Regions from separate parts of the Homo sapiens genome. Here region 1 is linked to region 2. Evidence: chromatin contacts called from ENCODE Hi-C data. All regions are on one chromosome and are shown on one strand. The core of a region is the stretch at or near the end of the contact, and the rest is flanking DNA. Distances in the headings are between cores, read along the strand shown. Region 1 holds the start of RAX (retina and anterior neural fold homeobox). Region 2 holds the start of ONECUT2 (one cut homeobox 2).

Region 1 (3,570 bases), core at 1,071-3,570, 1.8 Mb before region 2:
TGGGCCCTGGAAAGGTGGAGGAGGGGCGGAGGAGGAGGCAAAACCTGGTCTGTCAGGGGACTTTCCAGAGGGTTTGTTAATTTGCCCTGGATGCCGGTACCCAAAGCCCACTCTCTATAGGCTCTGACTTTATTTCTTCTGGGAGCTAAACTGCTTCTACCTCCGCCTCTTAGATGCAGAATCCAGTCTCAGGGAAGGATTAAAGACAGACTGCAGGCTAAGATGGGCTTTGATTCTTTTCAAAAAGATCACACACTACAATAATAATTACAAATGAGCTGCAGGCAGAAAACACTGGACAAGGAGTCAGTGGCCTGAGTTCTAGTCCTGACCCTTCCACTTAATAGCTGTATCACTTTGAGCCTCAGTTTCCTCTTCTGTAAAATGGGGACCAATATGTCTGTCCTGCTCACCTCACAAGGTTGTGAAGATCAGATGACATGAAGAATGTGAGAAGATTCTGAAACCTACAAAGTGACATGTCGAGAGAATTGCTTGAGCCCAGGAGTTCCAGGCTGCAGTGAGCCACCATCATGCCACTGCACTCCAGCCTGGGCAACAGAGAGGGACCCTGTCTCTAAAATAAACAGACAAATAAATAATAAGTAAATAAAGTAATATGTGAACACTGTAAAGTGCTATTAACTTTCATTAATTTTAGCTTTTTTCTTAAAAGATAATTTCTGACTTGAATTAGTTCAATTTCTATCTCCTGCAGTCACATGCTTGCCCTTATTTTAGTTTGCCATTATATAGTTTTATTAAAAGTAGATATGCCCATCATGGGGAATTAACCATTGAATGATCCTTAAGAAATTGACTTGTCCTCCGCAAACATCCTTCTAACACCAATTTAAAGGTTGGGGATCTGAGGATGTGTGTTTTCCCTCTTCCTTTGTCTTGTCTTCCAGACTGGACGTTAAACTCCACCAGGCCAACGGCCCTGGCCTTTCCCAATTTGTTTGATGCCCACGACGTGGCCCTCGACGGTTGCCTTGCCCTCTAAAGGGACGCAGCAAACGCTTGTCTGAACGCAAGCGGGATAAAGAAGACACCCCTGCTGTGGAGATCAGAGCGCCTACTGAAAAGGAGATTTTAGGGATATTGTCCTCTAGGTCCTTGAGCTTTTATAGGAAAGCATTTTAATTCACGGTTCAGGCCACCAGTTCAGGGAAGGCCAAGCGCTCGCCTCGGGTCTCGCCTCAGATTTGAGGGGTGAGACGTTCACAGCGCCATTGTCCATCCGCGCTGCTGGAGGTGAAACACACTCACCCTATCCAATCATCTTTCCAAGTGGCCGATCAGTCACTGTGGGCCACGGAAGCCTCGAGGGGGTCCAAAGGAGAAAGAACTGCAAGCCAATTACTCCTGAACCCTCGGGGAGGCGAGAGGCCTCTTCCCCGGGAGAAGGTCCTTCCCCAGCCAGCTCTGGGCCATCTCCTTGGCCCGGAGTGTTGGAGGGAGGCGGGAGTGCGACACCGCTGCTCATCAGTAAAGGAGCCCGCCCTCCCCGCAGGACAAGGGGCGGGAGCGAGGAACTCCAGGTGGGTCTCCTGCGGGACCTGAGCCCGGCAGCACATCCGACTCGGGGCTCCCAGTCTCCTGCTGGGCGATCGGGCGCTAGAGGTCACCGGACTTGCGGACATAAATGGCCCTGGGGTGGGCGCTGCGGGGAAGGAGGGAGGCTGCCGGCGCTCAAGTCCGAGGGGACTGGGAGGAGTTACAACAGATATAGACGGACAAACTAAACGCGAGGTCCGGGACTTCGTACAACCCAGCCAAGAAAGGAGTGGGTCCCGAAAAGGGAGCCAGCGAGGGGAAATTCAAACTGCGACGAGTGCGGGGCTGGGAAGCCTTCGGCTGGGTCTCGGCGCTTCCAGGGGGCACAGGCCAGGGTGGCGGCCCCGCGGAGGTGAGCCAGAGGGGGCTAGAGGGGCGAGTCTGAAGCTGGGGAGGGGTGCGTCCAAGGAGGGAGGTGACCCCCAGGGGGTAGTCTGAAGTGAGAGGGTAAGCCCGAAGTAGAGGGAGACAAACGCAAGGGGAGAGATGAGCCCAAGGGCGTCGGCCCCACTGAGGCAGGACTAGGGGTGCGCCGCGACCAGGTTCCCGAGCCCATCAGGCATCCCGCCGCGGATCCCCGGAGTGTGTTTGTAAAGCTTAAAACGGATCAAGAGGTGGAAGGGGAATATTCCTAGTGCCGGCCCAGGGGTGGCCACTAGAGGACCCTGTGGCTGGGCCGGGTGAGGACACGCCCCTCTGTGGAGGGAGGGGCCGAGAGAAGGGGCTGGGTCCAGGGCGAGAGGGGAGGAGCCGAGGGCCAGTTGGCTCCCCGCCTTTAGCGCCGAGAGCCCCAGCTACCCCGAGCCCGAACTTCCGACTTCTGGGACTAAGGCGGCAGCGGGCTGAGCGCTCGGCCACCCCCAGCGTGCGCAGCCCGGGCGGGCTTCGCCCGCGGAGCTTGACCTAGGGTCGGGACCCGTCGGGTTGCACCGCCGCACTCGGGAAGACCCGGCTTCGAGCCTCTCCTCTCCGTCTCCAAAGCGCCCTCCCGCCTCCCGGCGCTCCCCATGCACCTGCCGGGCTGCGCGCCAGCCATGGCCGACGGGAGCTTCTCGCTTGCCGGCCACCTGCTCCGCAGCCCGGGCGGGAGCACCTCGCGACTTCACAGCATCGAGGCCATCCTGGGGTTTACCAAGGACGACGGGATCCTCGGCACCTTCCCGGCGGAGCGGGGCGCCCGGGGCGCGAAGGAGCGGGATAGGAGGCTGGGCGCGCGGCCCGCCTGCCCCAAGGCGCCCGAGGAAGGCTCCGAGCCCTCCCCGCCGCCAGCCCCGGCGCCCGCCCCCGAGTACGAAGGTGAGTGCGCACCCCTGGCTGTGCGAGGCCGTTCGGGCGCCCGAGCTTAGGAGTTGGCCAGACGAGAGCGCCCCTTCCTTAACTTTTATTAAGGCAACTGGGCGCGGGGTTGGGGACCGTCTATGGCGGGAGCTTCCAATTTGCATTCAGAGAAAGCTTAGGACCCATCGCCGCCCTCACCACGGACCTCCCCGGGCCATCTCGGAGCCCGCAGGCGGGCTGGCCAGTGCCCACAGCGAGGCGGGGTCGGCCCAAGGGTGTTTTGGGGAGTGCATCTGACCCTCCCGGGCCTCGTCGCCCCAGCCCCTCGACCCTACTGCCCCAAGGAGCCCGGGGAGGCACGGCCGAGCCCAGGGCTGCCCGTCGGGCCAGCCACCGGCGAAGCGAAACTGTCAGAGGAGGAACAGCCCAAGAAAAAGCATCGGCGGAACCGCACGACTTTCACCACGTACCAGCTGCATGAGCTGGAGCGCGCGTTCGAGAAGTCCCACTACCCGGACGTGTACAGCCGCGAGGAGCTGGCCGGCAAGGTCAACCTACCAGAGGTCCGGGTCCAGGTAAAGCGCCCAGGTTGAGGAACTGGGATCTGGGAGGGCCCGAGGCCCAAATTGCAGCCAATGCTTCTCGGAATTCACGGGTGTCCATGCATTTATTACTGTCCTTCCTCGACTTGGCATGCCCAGAGTCTCAAGGGAGAGGCACAGATCTTCGATG
Region 2 (3,277 bases), core at 203-2,702:
TCGGAGAGAGTCCCCTGAGACCGGCACAGCACCCTCTGCGCAAAGATCGCCTGGGGGATACTGTAGCGCTTCAGCTCCGCTGTGATGCGCTGGGCCACCTCTTTGGTGTTGATTTCTTCCAGCTGGCCCGACGTGGCCACCTGCGAGCCCGATGAGGACGAGGGTGGCCGCTCGCGACTGGGTGCCAGCACCGGCCCGTGAGACTGAGTGTGGCCCGGGTGGTGCAGGCCGTTCAGGTGCGACATCATGGCCGCAGGTGGGGTGCCCAGGCCGCGGGACAGGTGTTGCTCACCGCGGGTCAGCATGGCAGTGTGGTGCGCGTCGAAGTTGGGGCTGAGCATTTTGTCGTGGCCCGGCGGACCGTAGTTGGGCAGACTCTGCTGCGCGTTGTGGAGGCCGCCTAGCCCGTTGCCCAGCGGCGTGGCGGCCAGCGGGGACAGGCTCTGGCTCATGCCGGGCATCTCCTTGTAGGGACTGTAGAGGTTGTTCATGGCCGGGAGCCCGCGCTCGTCGCGCATGAGGGTGAAGCTGCCGCTGACGTTGCCGGACAGGCGCTGGTGGTGGTGGTGGTGGTGGTGGTGCGGATGGTGGTGCGGGTGAGGGTGGTGGAACTTGTCAGACACGGTGGAGATGGGTGGCAGCGGCTGGAGCGGTGTCAGCGTGGTGTAGGTGTTGCTCATGCCCATGCCAGGCGGAGACGAGTCGCAGGACATGCTCATGGCGTGGTGCAGCGGGATGGAGAGCTCGGGCCGGTAGTCGCCGCCGTCCAGGATCGAGGCCATGCTGGTGACCATGGCCGAGCGCGACGCCGCCGCTGCCGCCGCTGCCGCCGTGCCCAGCTCCTGGTGCGCGGTTGGAGGCGGCGGAGGGCCCCGCAGCGAGCCAGCGGCGCCGCGGCCCGCGTGGTGGGGGCTGGGGCTGGCCAGCAGCTCCTGCTCATGGCCCGGGCCCCCGCCGCCGCCCCCGCCGCCCCCGCCGCCGCCCCCGCCACTGCCGCCGCCGGCCGGCCCGTGCAAAGTGCCCAGACTTTCCATTGTCAGCTCCGGGTTCATGGCGCAGCCTTCTAGGTCTTTGGTGAGGCATCGATAGGCGGTGTAGGCAGCCTTCATTCAGTCCATCAGGGCCCGGGGGCGGCGGGGGCGGCGGGGGCGGCCGGCGGGCGGGCAAGGCGCGCGTGGCGGGGCTCGGCTGCGGGAGTGGGGGCGGGCGCGGGAGTGAGTGGAGAGGAGTGCGCGTGCGGGTGTGCGCCCCGGGCTGCGGGCGGGCTCGCCCGGGGTGGGGGCGGGGTGGGGGCGGACGGGGCGTGCGTGCGGGAGAGGGGAGGGGACGGGGAGGGAGGGAGGGATCACCGGGCCCCGCCGCTCGGGCCGGCTCGCAGCCTCGCCATGTCCGAGCCCGCTCCGGCGCCGACGTCTTCTGTTTGGGTGAGCGGGAGCTGTCCAGAAGGGCTCTGCCGCTCGCCGGGGCAGCCAACCTACCCTCCCGGACCTGGGGCGGGGCCACGCCCGACGGGCGCCAAGCGCAACCACTCCGAGGCCGCAGCTGCCCCGGGAGGCGGGCCTTCCACGGGAAGCTACCAGTGGCTGTGGAGGGGGCGGGGCCGCACTTTTCAGGTTTGGCTGACGGCTCGGTGCCTTTTTTACCTCCTTTGCTACTGGAATCAAACGTCAAGGAGAGGGAGGGAGGAGAAGGTGGGGGGGTCGCTGGGGAGAGGGAGGCTGGAGTGCGAGCGAGCGAGAGAGATTCGGTGAAAGATGCCGTGCTGTGTCCCCCCTGAGCAGCTGCGATCTGGGGGAAGGGGCATTGCTTCAATCGCCTTCGCCTCACCCCAAAGCTTTCCTGGAGGCGAGTAAGCCGGGAGCAAAAGACTCCGCTATGTGCCAGTATAGACAAACACTCGTCACTAACAAGCCACTTACCGAGAGTCCCTAGCTGGGAGCCAATAGTTTAGCCTTTTAAAATGCAGGCGCTAATGTATTCTAATGCATGGTAAATTCCCGAGGCCGGGACATGCATAATCTACGCGGTCAGAGCAACTGTAGTGCCCTCGTCGCCAGCGAGCTGCGGCCGGCCGGCGGCCCACGGGCGGCGCGGGCAGCAGTAATGCATGCAAAGTTAACACAATAACATCATTTAATTACCCGGTGAGCCCATAAATCTCAGTTATGAGGCTTCCGAAGAGCCCTGCTAGATTGCAAAACAAAACTAGAATTCCGGGAGCTGCCGTTTCAAGGTGACCAAGTGCTTTCTGCATCAGCGACTTGGAAAGAAGTGGGGAGAGTGTAGAACCGGTGAGGTGGAGGTGAGGAGGGTCGCTGGTGTCCCAAGTGAGCAAACTTCTCCTGGGGGCAGAGAGTAAGCAAACCAGCTGAGACGGCAACCACGGACCTTTCTCCTAACACGAGACACACACACGCGCACACACACACACACACACACACACACACACTCCCGCTTCTCTCAAATCCCGGGAGAGAAACGGCGGTGGGCAGACGACAAGGAATCCTGGCTGACACCTGCATATTCAAACCTTGTTTCTGAAAAGACCAGCGCCCCGGCCAGCCTGAGAACGCTCACAAGCCAAGGCTTTAAAAACCGCACCTACGTCTTCCTAGAATTTCCGTTGTTTGGCAACCCCAGGTCTGGAGGTGGGAGTGGAACTGGGGGACAGAGAGTTGGAGATTTCTGCAGTCCGAGTCGGGGTGGAGGGGTAGTTGAAGACAGAGAGGCCAACACCCGGCATAAAGCCTTAAACGTAACAAGATTCTTCCAAAGCAGGTTGCGCTCTGTTTGCCTCCGAAGATTCAAGCTAGCTGAGGTTGCGCAGATGTTGCCTTTGTTTAAAGAGACAGTAATTAAGGACAGGGTGGACATAAGTTTGAGAAGCGTGACCTATTTTCTTTTGATCAGCTGTCAAAAGAAGAGCAGGGGGTCTCCTTAAGACAGCCCCCTTCAACCACTTCCAGCTGTTAGAGAAAACTTGATAAGAAAACAAGGGCAGAGCTCGGAATACTGTATGTCCCTTCTTGGTGCCAGAGAAAGGTTTGATTCATTTGGAAAACAGTTCTTAGTCTCAGTGACCTTTTCTGCCGCCCTCCTCTCTCTTCTTGCTTCAGAGCAACACCCCCACCCCCACCCTGTCACATGAATGTACAGTGACGTTATTCATAGATCAACTTCATTGAGCTCTGGCCAATACGCTGCCAATTATTCTTTCAAATAGCGTCTTCTCTGTGTTATCAAAGCCTGAGTAAGAAAGCGGCAGATCCTCTGGTTT

What was found. Hi-C counts contacts between places; a loop is a spot of excess contacts on that map. Pooled maps may share reads with other maps.
Region 1: a map of naive thymus-derived CD4-positive, alpha-beta T cell shows a loop between it and region 2 (20-fold over the local background). The contact joins the promoter of RAX here to the promoter of ONECUT2 in region 2. A Hi-C loop is called at or near these places in 1 of 168 maps with a recorded cell type or tissue (naive thymus-derived CD4-positive, alpha-beta T cell), 8 of 37 single-sample maps with no recorded cell type and 11 of 50 pooled maps.

Annotation. Positions count from the first base shown.
Region 1 is chr18:59,272,204-59,275,773 of GRCh38, reverse strand. It overlaps RAX (retina and anterior neural fold homeobox), which reads left to right and starts at 2,320. Exons shown (of 3, transcript NM_013435.3): 1 at 2,320-2,856; 2 at 3,160-3,413. The coding sequence starts at 2,568.
Region 2 is chr18:57,433,549-57,436,825 of GRCh38, reverse strand. ONECUT2 (one cut homeobox 2) reads right to left here and starts at 1,452. Exons shown (of 2, transcript NM_004852.3): 1 at 1-1,452. The coding sequence starts at 1,109. RefSeq lists a silencer at 1,523-1,572 and enhancers at 1,566-2,145, 2,146-2,726.